Linked DNA regions of Mus musculus: region 1 is linked to region 2. A link is a loop called in an ENCODE intact Hi-C map of the cell type or tissue named here. Cell type or tissue: left cerebral cortex. All regions are shown on one strand. Links, peaks and the distances in the headings refer to the core of each region. The heading gives the core; the rest is flanking DNA. Region 1 holds the start of Edrf1 (erythroid differentiation regulatory factor 1). Region 2 overlaps Abraxas2 (BRISC complex subunit).

Region 1 (12,394 bases), core at 2,308-10,307, 770 kb before region 2:
GGTGCTGAGGCCACATGCCCCACTATGCATGAGGGCTCAAGAGGCTCCCTGCCCTGTGGAAAGTGCAAGATAAGGAGTGACTGTGCTGCCAACACGTCTTACAATTGACCTATGCTTACAGAACTATCACCCACGCACAAGAACACATATCCCAATCTACCTGTATGAATTAGCCAGTACAATGCACGGTGTTCATAACTCATGGGGTGTGGCTTGCTTTAGCTCTGATTTCCCACAGTGGCTGCAAGCCAATCAAATCCATATCTTAAATGAGATGGGTTTAAAGATCTTTCAAAGAATCACTTTTCATTCCTTGGTTTTTGGTAAGTTTGATTACCACTCTCTGGAAGCCCAGCAGATCTCTACTGAACTAAAACACCAGGCACCTCAGCCACAGTTTAAAACAACCTTCACCTTCCACAGTCTCCAGTTGAGAATGTCCTATGTGAGCGTCACAGAATCCTAAACCCTAGAGAACTTTCCAATTAGTGTGAAAATCTGCTGCCTGCCAAAAACCTGCTTTTGAAGATTAATGTCTATTGAACATCATTCCCACCAGTGTTCTAAAAACCAAACAAAACCAAACAACACAAAATCCAAATATTTTAAATGGTATTAAATTAGAAAAATCTACCTCCCTCTCTGTATAATCCAATGTCCTCCCATTTTTTAATATTGAAACTACTTCTTCCTTCTTTTGAGACAGGGTCTTTTTTTGTAGCCCTATCCTTTTCTTCTTCCCAGAATCTGGACTACATTAGAAAATACCCACATTTTGGGTGAACACAGTATGCCACACCACAGCACTGCAGCCGCTAGGCAGCTGTCACCAAGAACATTGATGCTCTTCCTTTGGCCTTGAGATGCACACATGGACCTGCTGCTGCCTTCACAGAACTATCTCAGTCCACTGACTTAGAGGAACACAAAGGCTCCCCTGGAGCTGGAGTTAAAGCATTTGCAAGCTGCCCAACGTGGGTGATGGTATGGAATGCAGACCTTCAAGAGCAGTGTGAGCTTACCTACGCAGCCACTGTTCTAGCCACTGTAATGTGAGTTCTAAGAATCCTCTGGTTACAGACAGCCACATGCAATAAAACACATCAAGTACCGAATACAAAACGATACGCCTCTACTTCTTCCTGTAACCACTAAGTGACTTGCATATTAAGCACCTCCTTCCTTTGATGTTTTCTCTTTGGGGAAAAACCAAACACCTCAAATTTAAATACGTACTTTTATGGAATGCCTTCTCTACTTTAAAATCTCTAAAATTAAAATCAAGTTAGCCTTTTTTTTAAAAAAAATAAAAGCAAGTTAGATGTGCTAATTTTTTACAAGTCTGTTATGTGTAAAGACTGAGCCAATCTGACTGAATTCATGTTCAGTCCATGACAATATACAGCGAGACAAAAACCCAATTTACCAAGTTAGAAGGTTTACTTTTTTTCCCTTTGGAAAAATGCTTTATTAGATATTTTCTTTATTTACATTTCAAATGTTATCCCCTTTCCTCATTTCCCCTCCGAAAACCCCCCTATCCCACCCCCCATCTCCTTGCTAACCCACCCACTCCTGGCATTCCCCTACACTGGGACACCGAGCCTTCACAAGACCAAGAGCCTCTCCTCTCATTGATGTCCCACAAGGCCATCCTCTGTGGTTGGAGCTATGGGTCCCTCCATGTGTACTCTTTGGTTGGTGGTTGAGTCCCTGGGAGCTCTGGGGGGTACTGGTTGGTTCACACTGTTGTTCCTCCTATGGGACTGCAAACCCCTTCAGCTCCTTGGGTCCTTTCTCTAGCTCCTTCATTGGGGACCCTGTGCTCAGTCCAATGGATGCCTGTGAGCATCTACTTCTGCGTTTGTCAGGCACTGGCAGAGCCTCTCAGGAGACAGCTCTCTTAGGCTCCTGTCAGCATCCACAATAGTGCCTGGTTTGGGTAAAAAGGTCTACTTTTATTTCTTTTGACTCATTTTAGTGTATCTTCCTAAAAACAGAAATGCCACAAATTAGCATCTACAGTGTTATTTCATCCTACGGAAGACAGAGTAAGTTAAAAACAAGTAACTAGGGGCTGAAGGGATGGCTAAGAGCACTGGCTCCAATTTCCAGGATGGACACGGCAGCTCCCAAGTGTCAGTTAACGCTAGCTCCAGGAGACTGAATACTCTTTTGTGGCCTCAGTAGGCACCAGACATGCACACGGTACTACTCAGAGATGCAGGCAGGCAAACACCCATATTCATAAAATAAACATAAATAAAATAGACAACAGTCTATTCTTTCGTCACATAGACTTAGAGGGATGGCTAAGCAGTCAAGAACACTTTCCTGCTACTCTAGAGGACCCTGGTTCAATTCCCAGAACCCCACATGGGAACTCACAACTGCCTGGAACTCTAGTTTCAGGAGATCTATCATATCAGACATGCATTTGGCACATAGATCTGTGCATGCAGGCAAAATACCCATATATATAAAATAAAAATATTTAAAAATCTTTATATGATAATGTGGGGCCAAATCCATTTTCCAGGAGGAACATCATCCAATTTAGGCCAAACAACCTAAATTATAGGCACACCTATCACTCAATGCATGACAGGTACTTAGTACATATCTAGAGTTAAAAATACACTTTACATTCAGTCGTACTCAATTTTAAGAGAAAAAAAAAATCAGTTGACTACTTTAAAATATTTTGTGTTATTTAATCTAACCCTGATTCATGTTAACTGCTGGATATTCTACTGTGGAAAGCTAAATGCATTTTTGTTTCTAACCCTGAGATGAGGCTGAGTGAATACCCCTCACCCTTCTTCATCACCTGCTTAGTTCAGCTCTGCTCTCCTGAGTGAGTTCACAGAATCAGATCCAAGGACTGACAAACCTGACTGGAAGCACTGGGATCCTCAGACACGGAAGAGGGCATTTCAAAGGGAGCAGGCCAGGCGGCCCCTTCAGACTCATGTGTCTGCTGAGAACTCGATGACTCTTCTTGTTCTGCAGGAGACGGGACAGGCTGCGCAGCTCCATCACCATTGATGCTAGTCAACCGGAAATAGAGAGGAAAACGTGACACATCATACTACAGCCTACCTGTCTGTATAAAACAGACTCTATAATCAAGCATGCATCTTGTCTATAAGAAACATAGTTAGTGTTAACAAAGCAAAACTTCAACTGCAAATTTTACCCTATTCAAACTGTAAATTTTAGGACAGAATCTGATTTTTCCTAAGACAAAGATAAACAGTAGTCAAATACCTGTAGTACAAGAACTTGGAAAGAATAGCCTTCTGATACCAGTGCTCCTTGCTTTTCTTCTTCCTCTGCCACTTCTGATCGATCAGTCTTTGATAGAACTCTTTCAACCATGTCCAATCACCAGTCTGAATAACGAGACATTACCGAACAAATATGCACACGTGTGATGAATACTGGACACTGTGTTGAAAGCTCAGCCCACAGCCAATGGTGTTTCTAAGATACCGAGGAACCTCTAGAAGGCAGAGCTTAGAGGAAGGAAGCTAGGTCTCTGGAGGTGTGGCCTTGAAAGGATCCTGCACTCCTGGCCCCTTCTCTCTCTCTTTACTTTTCGGTCATCATGAGGGAAGCAGAGTCTCACCCTGGCTCTAAGGAGTTGTGCTGTGACAGGGTGACAGGATGGAGCTTCTGCACCCACCCAGAACAACACTCACGTCCCTCCTGCTCTTCTGCTGGATGTTTCCTCTCTGTGACAAGCAAGACACCGATTCTCACTCACCCAATGCTCTCAGCTAAAAGCAGATATTCTTTAGTTTCTACAGATTGTTTCATGAGCATGCACTTATAGGAAGAACAATAGAAAGAACACTTTGATTTTTCTGCACCCAATTCACATCTAAGAATCTCCTACGTTTCTCTTCTAGCTAGGCCTGGAGAGGAAATCCTTTCCTACAGTACCTTCTCAGCTGCCCGAGGAAGGCCCCGCTTTACACTTTAATCAAAGTACCTATGTGTGTCTCAACAACCACACTGAACTAAGGAGCAAGGGCTGTGACTTGTTCACTGTCACCCTAAGATCTGACCAAGTACAGGACACACAAGCTGCACTGTGTTGCTTTCTAAAGAAACTATATTATCAAATTAATTTCTTGTAACTTATTTTTTGTTATCCAAGCATTGGAGAAGTTAGGACTGGTAGGCAGGTCTGTCATCGCAGCTACCTGGAGACTGAAGCAGGTGAATTACAAGTTTAAGACCTGGGTGAACTACAATGTGAGTTAGAGGCCAGCCTGGGCAATTAGCAAGACCCTGTCTGGGGAAAGAGGTGTTCATGGGTACAGTTCAGTGACAGAACACTTATCTATCATGCATGAAGATAGGTTCAAGCAAAAATAGCACTGTGTAGGAATATTTAAAAGGTAGTACAGACAGGCAGAACCATCAAGTACTTGTCAGCAGCCCAGGAAGGCAAGCATCAAGTAGGCCTAGAGAAGTCACAACTGTCCTTATCACCTGGGGGAAAGCATCTACGGACCAGCAGCCTGAGAAGCTAGAAATCAACTCGTATAATTAGTTATACTCATAGGAACAGCTCTTTAACGTTGTTTACGTTTCGGCCAGCCATGTTTCCAGAGTATGTCTATAATAGACATTAAAAGAATTTTCAAAAACAATTAGTTCCTTTAATCTCACAGATTTACCAATCCTTTCTTTTAAAAACTGACTTCATCCTTTTAAAGACAGAATCCTGGTTTTACATTCAGCTTAAAAAAAAAATGGGTTTGGAGAGATGGCTCAATGGTTTAGAGCACTGACTGATCTTCCAGAGGACCTGGGTTTGGTTCCCAGTACCCAAGTGGTAGCTCACAAATATCTGTATGATCCAGCACCCTCTTCTGGCCTCCCTAGTTATTAGGCATGCCATGTGGTTCACAGATGTGTCCATCATGCACCTAAAAATTATACGAAGTTTCTTCTCTGTTCTTTTCTCTCCCCCCTCACCCCCCTTTAAAGACTCTCTATATAGGCCCAGCTGTCCTAGAACTCTACATACAGCAGACTGGCCTTGAACTCGAGATTCACTCTTGCTTCTGTCTCCTCAGCCTGAGGTTGGTTGCATTCCACCAACCATGACCAGATGCTTTGTCTTTAACAAAGCTTTTCTCTATTTTTAAGTCTCTGATCAAACAGCTCATTTCTTTATTGCTGAAGTACTCAGCTACAATTCCAATTTGGCATTAAAAAAAAACTGTTTTAAGTATGAATATGTACATATGCGTGTGTTTGATGCTCAGGCGTGCAGGTCTGTTTTGGATGTCAGATGAGGTTGTCAGGTGTCCTGCTCTATCACCATCTATCTCGCTGTACCCCAAGGTTGTTTTTTGTCATTCCTGATCCGGTTCCTGCCAAGCTAGCAAGCCCTAGCCATCCTATCTCCAGCTCCCCACAGTAATGGGGCTCCAGGCCTGCATGACTATGCTCTGCTTTTTAGACAAGGTCTGGGAATCTGACTCAGGTCCTTGTGCTTGCCCAGCAAGTGCTCTTAGCCCGACTCTGGCATTTCCTTAAAACAAAACCACACTTTCATATTAAGAGAGTGCTTTTCTAAATGATTTTTGCATGAAGTAGTTACCTGAGATGACCTCATAAAGAGTTCTTGAATGTCCAGCTCATCTAGTAAGAGGGTCCTTCCTATGCGGTGCACAGCCATGCTCACGTGGGACTTGCTGTAGGGAATCTTCAGGAGCTTTTTTATGTTCTTAAGAGAGTTAGAGAGGCCCCATTAGTATCACCCAGAATTTATGGAGTTTAACTTCATTCAATCTGAAGTTTAATAAGCCTTATTTAAGGTTACACAAACTAGACTTTTCGTAATAATAATCATATAGAGGGCAGAGCTTTAAACTCTGAGTTACACTGTCAATGTAAGTGCAGCCCAACACTATTACATATTCTATTACAGTACAATTCCTTTTTATAGGGATGGAGGACAACAGCTACTAGTATACCATTTTAAATTCTCAAATGGTAATAGACACAGAATAACTCTAAACATATTCAATTATTACTGTTAAAATACAACCAACAGTATTCATATTTTTTATTAGTCCCACTGTTTTGGAATTGTATCCTCCTCTTAGAGGAGATAAAAAGCATTTTTAAAGCAAACATAGGTATTGAATAATTACATAACTTTGTCTTATTCCATTGCTGATAGCAAGACTGTAAAGCATAACACGTTTTAACATCCTCCTCCCCTCCCCTGCGGCACTGCATATCCCCAAAGTCACCGTGAAAACACTCACTTCTGAGTCGGAGACGACATCCACATCATTTCCCACCGAGTCAATGAAGTCATACGCCATGCCGAAACTACGGAAGGAAGGAAGGAAGAGGCCACAGATGGAAGGCTGAACAGAGTAAAACTGTCTACTGCTTCTAGGACATGCACACCTCACATTTGGAAATCAAGAAGTCCACTGCCATCTGGCTGCCAACTTCTCATTTCTTCTTAGGTACACAGAAAATGAAGCACATCTTTAAAATGCATCTTCAACTTAGTGAGACAGTAAGAACTGCAAAAAGCAGTCAGTGTGAGCATAAACCCTTAACCTCTCTGATGCAAAACAGTTCAAGATTTAATTCCACATATGAAGAAAAACAAAATGAGAAAAATATGTTAACATGTATGGATATAACATATAAAGATATAACATCAATAAAAGAAAAAAAATTGTACCTAAAATCAACTCAGCTTAAAGAGAAAATGAAAAACTGGTAAGCACCTAACTCATTCAAATCACCAAGTTCATCTATAAGGTTGCAAAGCAACGGATGTCACCATTTTCCCCTTAGTAGGTGGCAGAGTCAGGACATTTAATCAGGACTGCATATGCATGTATGATTTTCTATCTGCTCTGGGCAAGTAGGTTAGCCTTCATTTCTCATGTACAAACAGTTAATAGTGTCTATCTTAGGGCTGGAGAGATGGCTCAATGGCTAAGAGCACTGACTGCTCTTCCAAAGATCCTGAGTTCAATTCCCAGCAACCACATGATAGCTCACAACCATCTGTAATGAGATCTGATGCCCTCTTCTGGTGTATCTGAAGACAGCTACAGTGTACTTATATATAATACATAAATAAATATTAAAAAAGAAAAAAATCTAGCACAACTACTGAAACCAACTCACCACATTTAATACAATTAAGCCATTTTTAAAATAGTCGAAATATGTGGTCATTTTCAGACTTTTCACAGTATCAAAAATGCTACATCAACTTGTAAGCAAAGCTATTACCTTTTGAGGCACTAGGATAATCTCTAAACTACTAGCTCAGGGTATTAATGCATTTGTGGCTCTTTCTGTGTTATATAAAGTTTTATATAAGTTATATAAAAATGTTTTAAGTCCAATCATTCAGGGGAGGAAAAAGAAAACACGGTTAAAACAGCCTACAAGAATATAGACACAGCATAAGACTCCCAAATACTCACAACTTTAAAAACCACCAGTAGAATTTCCAGTGTGGGTCAAGGGTGTAGGTTACCCAGCATTTGGGGTTTTAAACCTCAGGCTTTTCCAAATACTCCATCATATTTAATAAACACTCCAAAGGGCAAGCCGAGCAGCAGCTTAAGTCTTGCCCCTCGCATACCATCCTATTTGCACATATGAAAGCAGACACAACAGGCTAAAACAGCTGATGAGCAGTCAACGTGTACACGTTATCGTGACATGCTGCAGCCTGGAAGAAAGCATGTACCTCTGAAATCTTCTTACTGTACCATGGACTTTGGATGACAACTATATTCTTTTACTAAAAATATCTGAGCAAGTGAACATGCATCTCCAATTGAACTGCGAAGCAGCTTTCAGAGCTTCGAGCCGGGGTTGAGAGGGAGGGAAAGAAATGCCAGCGATTAAAATTTACCTTGAAAACGGCTTGCTTTTCTTACTATTGCCAAGAATGGTGGTTCCTGCTGGCCCTAGTTTGGCACTCTCTCGTAACCAGTTGGCAGGTGGGAGTTTCAAGTCTGTTTTTTCTTCGAGACGTGCAAACGCTGTTCGAGGAGGGGCAGAAGAGTATTTTACCACAGCTCTGCTTTTCACTTCGTTGCCTCCAAGAAATAAGGCCGATCCCTAAATAACATATGGAATGAAGCTTTAATGAACACTGCCAGGAACGACAATCTCACTTTCATAAAAATGAATTAAGAACCCACCAAATCAGGATTCACAAGGAGCCTCAGCTGCGTGTCAGCTCTAACACTTAATAAACAAGCTTAAATTACGCTTACTTAGCTGTTTTTCACGAAACTAAAAAAAAAAAAAAAAAAAAAAAGGATCAATCAAGAAGTGGACAGGGGCCAACCAACCTGCTTTTTAAAAATCTGGGCATAGTAGTTGCAAACACAAGCTTCAAGCACTCTGGAGGCAGAGGCACAAGGGCCAGTGCAAGGTCTACGTCCAGCTTGACTGCCCGGTCTGCATAACCAGTTCCACACCAGCCAAGACTCAACCCGGTACGATGAGTCACAGAAAAATGTAGACTCAGAAACTAAGTGCGCTCAACTGTGTCCTGTCAACCGCATGTAAAACGAGCAAGACTTCTGTACGGTTCTAATGGAATATTTTTAAGTAGCATAAGTCAATGACAAACGTCATTTGCAGGACGTGTTTATTTTTACCAAACACACAGCGATTGATCGGTAAGCTCATCGCATCCCATTCTACATTAGCTCCGTAGCTGACCCTACACCCACCCGGGCATGCTCAATGTCTGGACCCGCTGTTCGACTCTCCTTCGAGAACCCTTCCAGGCGTTGCAAATTCTCTGTGCCCTCCCTGGGTCCGTCCCTCTCTCCTCTGCCTGCCTTCGGCGGGCTGTGACACACACACACTCTATAGCCCGTCCACTGGCGCCGAGTGCGAAGCCAGGGGTGTTGCGCATTGCAAGCAAACGCCTGCCTGCACACCCGACGACAGGCTCGCCTGGTGATTCATTCCGTACTAGAGGTGCTAAGGAGGCGTGGAAGAAAGTTCCAGAAGCCCCACGTCCCCCTCCCAGGCCCGCAAACCCCCCAAGCCCCTGCAGGTCGCGCTCCGCCGCCGCCGCCTCTCACCTGTGCAGAAGGCTCCTCGGAGTCCGCCTGGGACAGGAGGCTGAGCCCTCCTCGGGCGGCCGCCCCTGAAGGAGAAGCCTCGGCTCCTGCTTCCTTGGGGTCCCCCATCATTTCCGACCCTGGGGAGGCGACCAGACGCGCGAGCCCTGGAGGCGGCGACAGGAACGCGGGCCCAGAGTCGCAGGAGAACCTCAGAGCGAGCGACTCGGACACTCAGCGGCTCGCACTTCCGGCGGCTGCCAGGAAGAGCTCGAGGTAGCGCGATGAAATCTCGCGAGATTCACCCAAAGGTCCAGCCCGTCCTCCGGCTCTGGCTCCTCCTTCGCGGTCCGGGCAGGAGCTGCCGCACGCCGTTGCCTGTCACACCATTAGGGCGGACACTTCTCGCGATACACGCCTCCCGGGCTCCTCCCCCTCGCTCGTGGCCGGTCTTTGTTGGCAAACAGTTAATGAGACTTGAGTCAAAGTCGCGGTGGCTGGGGTGGGGCGGTGCCGCCTTGGGTATTCGCGTAATCAAAGCTGGTGGCATCAAGGCCCTCGCAGGCGGCCGCTCTCTTGGGGCTTCTCCGAGTTGCACACGCGCGGGGACCTCCGTGGGTCTCAGCACCCTCAGATCAGTGGGGCTGAAGCAAGGAGAGAGAAGCCATCAGTCTGTTTAATCGGTTTCTAGGCAGCGCTCATGCAGCCCTGGCTGGTTTCGAACTCGCAAAATAGCCGAGAGTGACCTTGAACTTGACACTCTGCCTCCAGCTCCCGAGGGCTGGGGTTTCTTTCTGCCCGAGGATGGAACCCAGGGCTTCGTGTAGGCTAGGCAAGCACTCGGAGCTACATTTCCACCCTGCACCCAATAACAGACAAACTGCTACATTCCTCATAAAACATATATATTTGAGGTAAAAGGTTTTGTTTTATGTCGAGGTATTACGTTTTGGGTTTTTTTTTTTTTTTTTTTTTTTTTTAAATGTGTTTTGAGTGCTTTGGCTGCGTGTGTGCATGCAGTGCCCGCAGAAACCAGAAGAGGGCATCAGATCTCCTGGAACGGGAGTTACACGCAGTTGGGAGTTGTGGGCTGTGGGTGCTAAGCTGTGTCCTCTGCAAGAGCAGAAAGTGCTCCTAATGGCTGAGCCAGGACGGAGGTATACGTTTTCAGTTTTCAGTGTTTTGGCCTTTGCAATTATTTAGCCATGCCAGGTTATAATTTTCCTTAGTCTCTAAAAACCCAGTAACTGAAAAACTTTAGGAGTTCTCGGAGAAAGCAGATGCAGTCTGCAAATTGCTTTCATGCAAAACAAGACATTTTTATGAATTAACTTTTTGGTGCATATTTTGCAGATCCTTACTTTAAAGCATGTTTTGTGATTTTTTTTTAAACTACTCTGTATTTAGAGCCAGTTTTTGTTTGTTTGTTTGTTTGTTTGTTTTGTCCTTTTCGTTGTTTATTACATCAGAGGCTAGCAGGCTCGTCACATAAAAGCTTGTGCCAAACAAAACTGAGGGCCCGAGTTCCATGTCATCCCTGGACCCCACTGTAGAAGGAGAGAACTGACTCTGGAAAGCTCCCCTCTGGCCGTCACATGTCCTGTGGCATGAACACACACACAATAATAATACAGAGATCTGAATAAGACCTATGTAGCTAACACAAAAAGATTAAACTTTGAGTACTTAAAAATAAACCCTGTATATCCATTAACTCACGTTACAGGAATATTTTTTTTTACAGGAATATTTTTAAAAATTAAATTGCACATCATAGTATGTTAAATGATAAGCAAATATTTAAAAAGTAATATGGTCCCAATTTGAAAATCCATCTGTTTCTGAAATGGAAATCTCTGGTTGTTTTTGTGTCTCTAAATGAACAGATTCATGTAAGAAAGAAATGATTTACATTTAGTCTAACATTTTTCTATTTTTCTTTCTTGTTTCATATTTAATTTTATTAACACTTCTACAAATATAAGTTAGGTTCTGATAACCTTACAGTTTTGTCATTTATTAATAACGATGTATCAGTAAGAATTTACTGAGGTAGTATAGTAGTGGGTTTTTTTTTCTTCGGGACTCAAATATTGTACAAATTTCTTGAGATGCTAACATGTGGATCCTTTTTAATGATGCTTAGTAGGAAAATGTGCTACTAGTACCCTACAAAAAGGAGAAATGAAGGAAGCAGAAGTGAGAGCTCGGTATACAGAACAGGAGTCTGACAACACCAAGGGGCTCATGAGAGCTCAGGGCTCCGGCAAGCCAATCAAGCTCCCTCCCCCCTCCCCCCTCCCCCCCCCCCCCCCCCCCCGCCGCCCCCAGACTTATGGAGGAAGGTCTGGCCAGGGGCTGGGTTTCAAGAAGCCACACACAGGCAGGGACTAATTTAGTTGGGAGAGGAGAGTGATCCCTGAGGCCTGGAGAAACCAGGCACATCTGGGTTACATAAAGTTTATACATTCCTCCAGCTCTAAGAGCCTTTCCCCCATAATCAAACACATGCTGTAGGCTTCTAAAAGTTATCATCACTGCCTCTAATGTAAGTGATTGAAATCCAGTGTTGTGAGGAAACAGATCACTCCTCCCATCATTCAAACGTTAGGACAAGAACAGCTGCCAGAATTTGCCTAACATACGTCTCCTTGGGATGGTCTCTGTCACACATGCCTCCCTGGACAGTCGCATTGGCTTTGAGCTCTCGTGTTTCCCGTCTCAGTGCCTCATGGCCTCTTTGCTTAGGATACACATGTGGAGTGGATGACTAACTTACTGTGTGCCACCACAGCTCTAAGTTGCTGGTGCTTTTCTTGTGCTTAGGATTCCTTCTCTGAGTTCCCTAGCTTACTCCTGCGCATCTTGTAGATTCCGCTCAGGTCACTCTAATAAGTCCTTTCTGATACACCCCACGTTTTCTTCACACACATCCTTGGTCCCTTATACTTGTACAGCTTTATCCTGTGTTTGTCACACACGAGAAAACAACGTTTGAATCTGCCTCCCTTGCCGCCTTTGGACTCAAAGGCCTTCGTTCTGTCTGATCAGCCTTTTCACCAGCAGCAGGCTCTGCACCTGCAAACCGAGCTGTTTAAGCCCTTAGGCAATGTAGGGGAAATTGACTGGTACTGTCAATTTTAAAGTGCTTTCAAAATGTTGGAAACACAAAAAACAATGTAGTTCACTCAAAAATATTTTAATACTCAAAATCCAGGCTAAAAATGTCTTATAAAGTAGCTCAATGTAGTGTAGCACCGGTGTCATCAATTATTGAAGTTAATATTGATGCACGG
Region 2 (8,000 bases), core at 1-8,000:
CAGTAGCATGTGCTGTGACTCAAAGGTGATGTCTAAGTACTAAAATGCTTATCCCGATAGAATTACAGAAAGGAAATAAAAAAGAACACTAATTAAAAACAGAATATTTTCCAGCGATTATGTTTATCCTTTTTTTTTAAACTATTTTTATTTTTAGATAGGGTCTTTCTATGTAACCCTGGCTGGTCTGAAACTCATTATGAAGTCCCTGTTGGTGTGGAAATCATGACAATCCACCCACCTCTGCCTCCCAAGTACTGGGATTAAAGGTGTGTGCAACCACATCTGGCTGTTGTACTTTTTAAAACCTAAGGAAAGCAGCTTGAGAGGTGGCTCAAAGGTCAAAAGCACTTGCTGCTCTTGCAGAGGGCCTGAGCTCAGGTCCCAGCACCCACACTGCCAAGCAGAGCATCCCTAACTCTAGCTCCAGAGGATCCAATGCTCTCTTCTGCTCTCCTCAGGCATAGCACACGGAATGAATGAATGGACATATATACACCCAGGCAAACAGCTACATACACACATGCATACATACATACATACATACGGTAAAATGTAAAAATAAATCTTTAAAAACATAATACATAAAACTTGAGGAAAGATACAATAAAATTAAATTATCTTTTTAGTAAGTATAAAAAAATTAGTACTTTTAGGGATTCTTTTATTTGTGTGTCTGTGTTTGCCTAAGTGTGTGTAGTGCATGTATGCATGTGTATATAAATGTGCACATGTATGTTTGTTCATGTGTGTATAAAAGTGAGCTTCAATGTGTATGCTTGTGTAGGGGCGAGGTCACTGTCAGGTGTCCTCTTATTTCTCTCCACCTTATTATTTGAGACAGAGTCTCTCATAGATCCTGAGCTTCTCCATTTTGGCTGTTTTGCTGGCTGACTGGCATGTCCCAAGCACCTTCCTATTTGTGTGCTCCTAGTGCAGGAGTCATAAATGTGCTATGCCCAGCCCAGCCTTTTATTTTTAACTAGTTTTATTTGCACACATGTCTGTGAACCACACGTATACCTGGTACCTGCAGAATCCAGAAGTGGGTACTTGGTCTCCTAGGAGACCACTGGAGTTACAGTGGTTGTGAGCCACCCTGCAGGTGATGGCAACAGAACCCATGTCCTCTGCAGAGCAACAGTGCTCTCAACCATCGAGCTCCCCCTTCTCCAGCCTCCCTCTCAGTTTTCTCACAGGATGTGAATACAAACTCAGGTCTCATGCTTGCACAAGTAGTTAATCTCTACTGAAGTATCTCTGCAGCCTCAGTTTTTTATCTTTATTTATTTTTATCTTTTTGAGACAAGGTTTCACTATGTAGCAGAGGCTAGCATGGAAGTCAGCAGAAATCCACTGCTTCTTCTTTCTTGGTGCTAGGATTACAAGAATGCACTACCATGCTCTACAGAGCAGACTGGTTTTGCTGAGTTTTTTGTTGTTGTTGTTGTTTTGTCTTGAGGAAGGGTCTTACTTGGTAAGCTGGCCTTGAACTTATGACCACCTCCAGTTTCAGCCTCTCAGGTGCTGGGATTGCAGGTGTGAGTCACCACACTCAGCTTTAGGGATCATTTCTACAGTTTATTAAGAACAAATTCTGATATATGGTGGTGATAGTGATGATGGCCTAGAGAACCTGGTTTTCTTCAACTTCAGTTAAAACAAATGTGACTTTACATTTCTTACACTTTGAAAAATATCAACAAAGGCAATGCCATTCCCCAAAGAGCCCAGTTTACCTTTCAACTTACCCGTGCTCTTTAATGACCTTGGCATAACTCTGAGACGTGTTTGGCACTGAAGACACTTTGTACTCTTGCTGGCTAGTATTGCCTAGATTGGGAATAGCAAGTGATATCCTTTGATTATACCTATGAGGAGAATTGAGAAAAACAGCATGTAATAAAACAGCATTTCTCTTTTGTTTGTCTGAGGCAGGGTCTCACTATATAGCTTATTCTGACTTCACACGTACACTCTGCCTGTTTCAGCCTCCATGTGCTGGGATTATAGACATATGTCACCATACCTGGCTCTCCTGCTATGTTGCCTGGCTAAGTGTTGAACTTGTGGGCTCAGTACTTCACTGCTGGGTTTACAGGTGTGTATCATCACTCCCAGGCTTAAAAATCGTCCTTTAAGAATTGGGAATGACAGGGTTTGAGTCCCAACACCCACATAATGGCTCACTATCATCTGTAACTTCAGTTCCAGGGGATCCAACACCCTCTCCTGGTGGCACTAGCATCAGGCACACATGTAATATAAAGAAATTCATGAGGGCAAAACACCTACGTACATAAAATTTTTTTTAAAAATTAAAAGGATTGGGATTGAAGGCTGTAGGTGTAGCTGGTAGAGTACTTGCCTAGGGTGCCCAAAGCCCTGTGCTCAATACCCAGTACCACAGGAACCAGACAAGGTGGCACACACCTGTAATCTTGGCATTCCTTAGGAAGTAGAGGCAGAAGGATCAGAAGTTCAAGGTCATTCTTAGCTGCACAAGCTAGCTCTGAGCTACATGGTTACTCCCAGGTCTATGAGGGATCCACAGGGAGACACCATCTCAAGAGAGCAAACAGTCAACCCAGGAGGGTCACTACAAGTTCAAGGCTGGCCTGCTCTACATAGCAAATTCCATGTCATCTGGACTACAGAGCAAGACTCTGCCTCAAAAACAAAAAGCAAAAGGGTCAGGGTTTTTTTGTTTGTTTGTTTTTTGTTTTTTGTTTTTTTTGGTTTTGGCAGTAGGCTTCTGTGTCTCTGACACTGGTAAGCTAATTCAAAGGGCTGAGGCCATCTTGGACGCAAGGTCAGCAACTTCCTTTCCCTGAAAGCAAGACTCTGCTGCACATTCCTTGAGGGCAGTGGTTCTGGCTCAGAACATTGCCTGCATGTCAATGATTGACAGATCCCTAAGAGAAACCTAGAGGCTAACTAATGAAATCCTAGGCATAGCTACCAAACTGTAACTATTTCACTGATGTTGTCTACTGATCCTATGCTCAGAAGGAAAGCTTTCTGCAACTCCCAAACAGAAAACGTGGTCACATAATGTTTTCACAAAGACACAGTGCAAAAGCCTCATCACTAATAATGGTTCATTTTGACAATTTCTGTCTGTGCATTGTGTGTCCTAAAGTTATAATCAGACTCTATTTTTGCATAATGGGTCACAAGGAAGCAAATTAAGTGTCCACCGATAAGAATAACAAACACATCTAGGGATACTTACTGATCCCAACCACTTTAACTCATTTGATTGGCAAGCAAACCCCTGGGAACCCACTTGTTTCTGCTTGCTGAGTGCTGGGGTTACAGATGCAGGCTGCCATGCCCAACTTTTACACAGGTGCTAGGGAGCCAGGCTTTGATACTCATCCTTGCTTCACCCTTCCCTCAGGCCTGCTGTCTCTCTTTTTATCTACAGCTGGTGGGAAGCTGTGTTTACCTGCGGTTTGGTCTAAAGAGAACATATTCTAAAGCATGAGTAGAATTGTTGGCGGTAGAGATGAAGCTGAAGAGAAGGAAGACCAGGTCTGGCACGCCGAGGATGCGGGTGAGCTGCTTGTGGATGACCTGTTCCCTGTAGGACATCTGCTGCTGGGTGTTTCGCCGGAACCTGTACCATCCGATAACTTTCTGCAACAAAACCAGACGACAGCAAAGTATTAAGAGCTCACTTAACTCAGAATGCGTCCAAATGAGCCCTGTAAACAAATGTTCGTGACCACTCTACGCTGGCGAGCCCAGAACTACGAACAGCCTTTCTGTCAATAAGTGAATGGATAACCTGGGTACTGGAATCATATACAGTAATAAAGAACAAATCACCATGGAGGCATCGCAAAATAACCATGCTTGGTGAAAGAAGCCAGTTGTAGGGTGTGGAAAATAGATGCTGAACAATCTTATTAGTACAAAATTCTAGAAAATGAATTTACAGTGACACATGTAGCATAGCTTCTTACTGTGTTGTGACCCCATATAGGGCCACATAACTAAAAAAATTGGTAACAGTAAAAAGTTTCTAAAGGGCTGGAGAGATGGCTCAGCAGTTAAAAGCACCAACTGCTCTTCAGAAGGTCCTGAGCCCAGCAACCATATGGTGGCTCACAGCCATCCATAATGAGATCTGACTTCCTCTTCTGGAATGTCTGAAGACAGCTACGATGTACTTACATATAATAAAATAAATAAATAAATAAATAAATAAATACATCTTTTAAAAAAAAGTTCCTAAAAGTAAAATGATCAAAAATTAACTCAAAAAAAAAAAAAAAATCAAGTATGCAGGGCTGGTAAGGTGGCTCAAGAGGTAAAGGGGCTTTCCACCAAGACTGCTGACATGAGTGTGATATCTAAAATCTACACTATAGAAGGAAAAAAAGGACTCACACAAGTTACCCTCTGACCTCCACATCTGTGACATGGCTCAAAATGACTGCCCAATGAGTGTGTGACACTCGGGTAAATGCACGTACAATGAACCTGAGATGCATTAATTTCCACTCACCAACCACTCCCTCCTCATTTCCACCACACTGCCAGTGCATCCAACTCTGTGCCAGAGTGACAGGCGAATGATGGCATTTCATTCCACTTTGTGTTCTCCTTTCATGTGTGTCCTGGCTAGTCTAGACTTCTTTTTACACCTTGTAACCTGCCTGTTCTCTCCCCCTTTTTTGCCTGCCTGCCTTTCTTTTCTTTTCTTTTCTTTTCTTCTCTTTTATTTTCTCTTCTCTTTTCTTTTCTTTCTTTCTCTTTCTTTCTTTCTTTCTTCCTTCCTTCCTTCCTTCCTTCCTTCCTTCCTTCCTTCCCTCCTTCTCTTCCTTCTCTTCCTTCCCTCCCTCCCTCCCTCCCTCCCTTCCTTCCTTTCCTTCCTTTCCTTCCTTCCTTCCTCTCCTCCCTCCCTCCCTCCCTCCCTCCTTCCATCCCTCCTTCCTTCCTTCCTTTCAAAAGAGTACTTGTATGGAAGGCTAGTGAGATGTGACTGTAGGTAAAGTGCCTTGCTATGCAAGCCATGTACCCCAAACCCTAAAACCCATGGTAGTGGCTGGATGAGACATCCCCCGTAAGTCTCACATATTTGAATACTTAAGTCTCCAGTTGCTGTTTGGGGAGGCTCAGTGGGTATATGGCCTTGCTGAAGGAAGTGTGCCACTGGGAGCTTTGAGGTTTCAAAAGCCACATGCCACTCTCATTCTGTTTCCTGTTTGATTTGAGATATGAGCTCTCAGCTGTTTCAGCTTCCATGCCTGCCTGTCATGCTGTCCAGTCATCCCAGACTCTGACCCTCTGGAACTAGAAGACCTTTCTATAATTGGGTTGGTCACAGTGTTTTATTTACAGCAATAGAAACCCTAACTAAGCACTTGTCAGGTGGGTTCCGGGAATGGAACTCAGATTGTCTACAAAAGTAGATGTGCTCTTAGCCATTGAACCATATCTTCACCCCTTCATTTATTTAAAAAAAAAATTTCTGTATGTATGTGTGTGCATTGTGTATACAGATGCCACTGGAGGCCAGAGAGAACATCAGATACCCTGGAGCTGAAGTTACAGGCAGCTGTGAGTTGCCTAGCGTAGGTACAAGGAACTGACATGAGTCCCGTAGAAGAGGAGCAAGCACTCTTAGCTCCTGAGCTGTTTCTCCAGTCCCTAAAAATTTTAGGACATAAGGTGGTGGATGTTGCTATTTTGAGACAGGTGTCAGGTAGCCTAGGCTGGCCTTCAAATCACAGTTTAGCCAATGAGAACCTGTAACTCCCGATCGTGCAGTCTCTCCACTTTTTAGGTTCTGGGATTGCAGGCATATGCTACCTTGCCCAGAATAACTGACATTTTCCAGGATCATTGTTTTGACTATAGAACTAGTTCACGTTTATGAGGTTTGCCTGAAGCTGAGGAGCTCCAGCAACTGAACGCTGCCGGAGGAGGGCAGCCATGTTGCATTGGGTGTGTGGACACTGGTAGGTTACTCATGGACATCTAGGCAACACCAACTGGACTCAGTGAGTTAAAAGAACAACGAGGGCATGAAGATGAAAGAGACAAATGTTAGGGAGAGGTCTAAAAGGAGAGGGTGGAGGTGGAGGTGGATAGGATCAAGAAATACACTACATAGGTATGAAATTTTAAATGAGTCTAAAATATTTTTAAAATTAAAAATCTACAAAATTATTTTTCAAATTATGAACTAAAGAGAATGAGCCATCCAGAGTCTTAGTTAGGGTTTTACTGCTGTGACCAGACACCATAACCAAGGCATGTCTTATAAGAACAATATTTAATTGGGGCTGGCTTACAGGTTCAGAGATTCAGTCCACTATCATCAAGAAAGGAGCATGGCAGCATCTAGGCAGGCATGGTGCAGGCAGAGCTGAGAGTTCTACATCTTCATCTGAAGGCTGCTAGTGGAAGACTGGCTTCCAGGCACTAGGATGAGGGTCTTAACGCCCACACCCACAGTGCCACACCTACTCCAACCAGGCCATACCTTTTAATAGTGCAGTGGCAGAGCATATACAAACCATCACATGTACTACTAGTAGTTTTCTGTATTAAAGTTCAGCTCCCCCCCTCCAAAGTTTAAGTAAATGAGATCACATTATAAAGACTCATCCTCCATAGTGTAAACACAATTTCAAGCCCATGATTTACCTTTAAAGCCTGCTCACAGGTGTAGCTCAGTGGCCGAGTACTGGGTTTGATCTCCAGCACCAAGAGAGAATCCCTAACGCAAGCCGATACCATGGGTTCTAGCTGTTCTTCCTTTCCCACGCTAGGCTGTGACGTCAAGATTGGAGCAAGTAATACATACAACATACCTTCCTCCGATCTTTCAGAATTCTGTCCAAACTTTCTTCATTCACTTTGCTCGCATAATCATAAAAACTGGTTTTTTAAAGAAGAAAAAAAAATAATTAAAATGCTATCATACTGTGAATAGACAGAACCACAGGGCCTACAGAGCATCTAACCCTGATAGATGCAAGTGCTTCGACTCCAAGGTTGGTAAACAGAGAATCAGCCTAAGTGCTTTCTCGATGGGGAGCTACATTTTGTATCAAATGATACTGAGAGATTGCTCCATTCAAAAGGCATTCCTTCCATGTGTGGAAAGTAATCAAGGAATTACAAAATGTATGGTTTCAAATGGCTCCACTACTTTGTTTCTAAGTATCAATTACTTATGAAAAAAAAAGATAACAGCAACTCATTTCCTGAGAAATGAGGGGAAATGAACATCTGTGGGTGTTTAACAGACCCTCGGCTGGATGCTTTTCTATTACATGTTCCAGCCACAATGCTGAGGTATAAGTTCATCCCAACTCAACAAGGCTTTCTGCTGTTTTTATAAAAGAGACAGCAAAGCTAGCCAACTGGATGATGGAGGGTCTTGCATATGCTAAGCATGGTCCAAACTGCACAGCTAAGGGGACAGGCAGACTGGACTGGAAGCCAAGTCTGGCTAGCTTCTAACAGTGTGCTCACCTCCAGAACAAACCAATGTGAGCAGTTAGATATACTCACAGGAGGGTCCTTCCTTGTCCTTGGTTATAGTCTTAGGAATGCCATTCTCCTCCCACCACATGCCCCACCGGCAGGAACACATTCAAGATACAGGGAAAAAACTGCCTCGGAGGTCAAGAGACCCCCGCCCCAGCTCAGTCGCACCTCACTGCAGGTCCAAGGATAGACTGCTTACCCTACCTACTCTCCTCTCCTTCTTTGCTAAGTTAGAAACTTGAAGTACAAGGATGATTTTTAAGATTCCCTTCAATTCTAAGTGTGAGTCAAGTCCTTGTTCTGAAAGTTCTGCACCTGCAATGTCTTGTGGCATTACTCAGGATGGTGAGACAAAGCATGTCCAGCAAAACCCTGTCAGGCCCAGAGCAGACACATCCATAGAGGTGATATGTGGTCCAAAACCTGGTGGTCTTTCCCGATGAACCCACGGCTGCTTCCCTGGCTTCCCCGCTCCTCTTTCAGCTATG

The links. A loop is a pair of places that touch in the nucleus more often than their neighbours do. Peaks named below come from ENCODE experiments on the same cell type or tissue, not always from the same donor. Only the 100,000 strongest peaks of a DNase experiment are listed, where the experiment ranks them.
Region 1: a loop joins it to region 2, with 3 times the contacts of the local background. A loop is called at or near these places in 4 of 42 quality-filtered maps.

The regions. Positions count from the first base shown.
Region 1 is chr7:133,634,649-133,647,042 of GRCm38, reverse strand. It overlaps Edrf1 (erythroid differentiation regulatory factor 1), which reads right to left and starts at 9,368. Exons shown (of 25, transcript NM_178115.4): 1 at 9,120-9,368; 2 at 7,928-8,136; 3 at 6,297-6,363; 4 at 5,624-5,749; 5 at 3,271-3,395; 6 at 2,894-3,050; 7 at 1-53. The coding sequence starts at 9,230. In left cerebral cortex, for the core only: CTCF peaks have their summits at 7,110 (motif pointing left), 8,980, 9,188 and 10,129 (motif pointing right); DNase peaks (open chromatin) are centred at 8,558, 8,982, 9,445, 10,142 and 2 more places; H3K4me3 peaks cover 2,849 bases; H3K27ac peaks cover 1,584 bases.
Region 2 is chr7:132,870,469-132,878,468 of GRCm38, reverse strand. It overlaps Abraxas2 (BRISC complex subunit), which reads right to left. Exons shown (of 9, transcript NM_198017.3): 4 at 6,831-6,897; 5 at 3,452-3,642; 6 at 1,752-1,871. 1500002F19Rik (a long non-coding RNA gene) reads left to right here. Exons shown (of 2, transcript XR_003946678.1): 2 at 3,431-3,855. Among named protein-coding and RNA genes, the nearest start is that of Abraxas2, 15 kb to the right of the region's middle. In left cerebral cortex, for the core only: no CTCF peak of the experiment used is centred there; no DNase peak of the experiment used is centred there.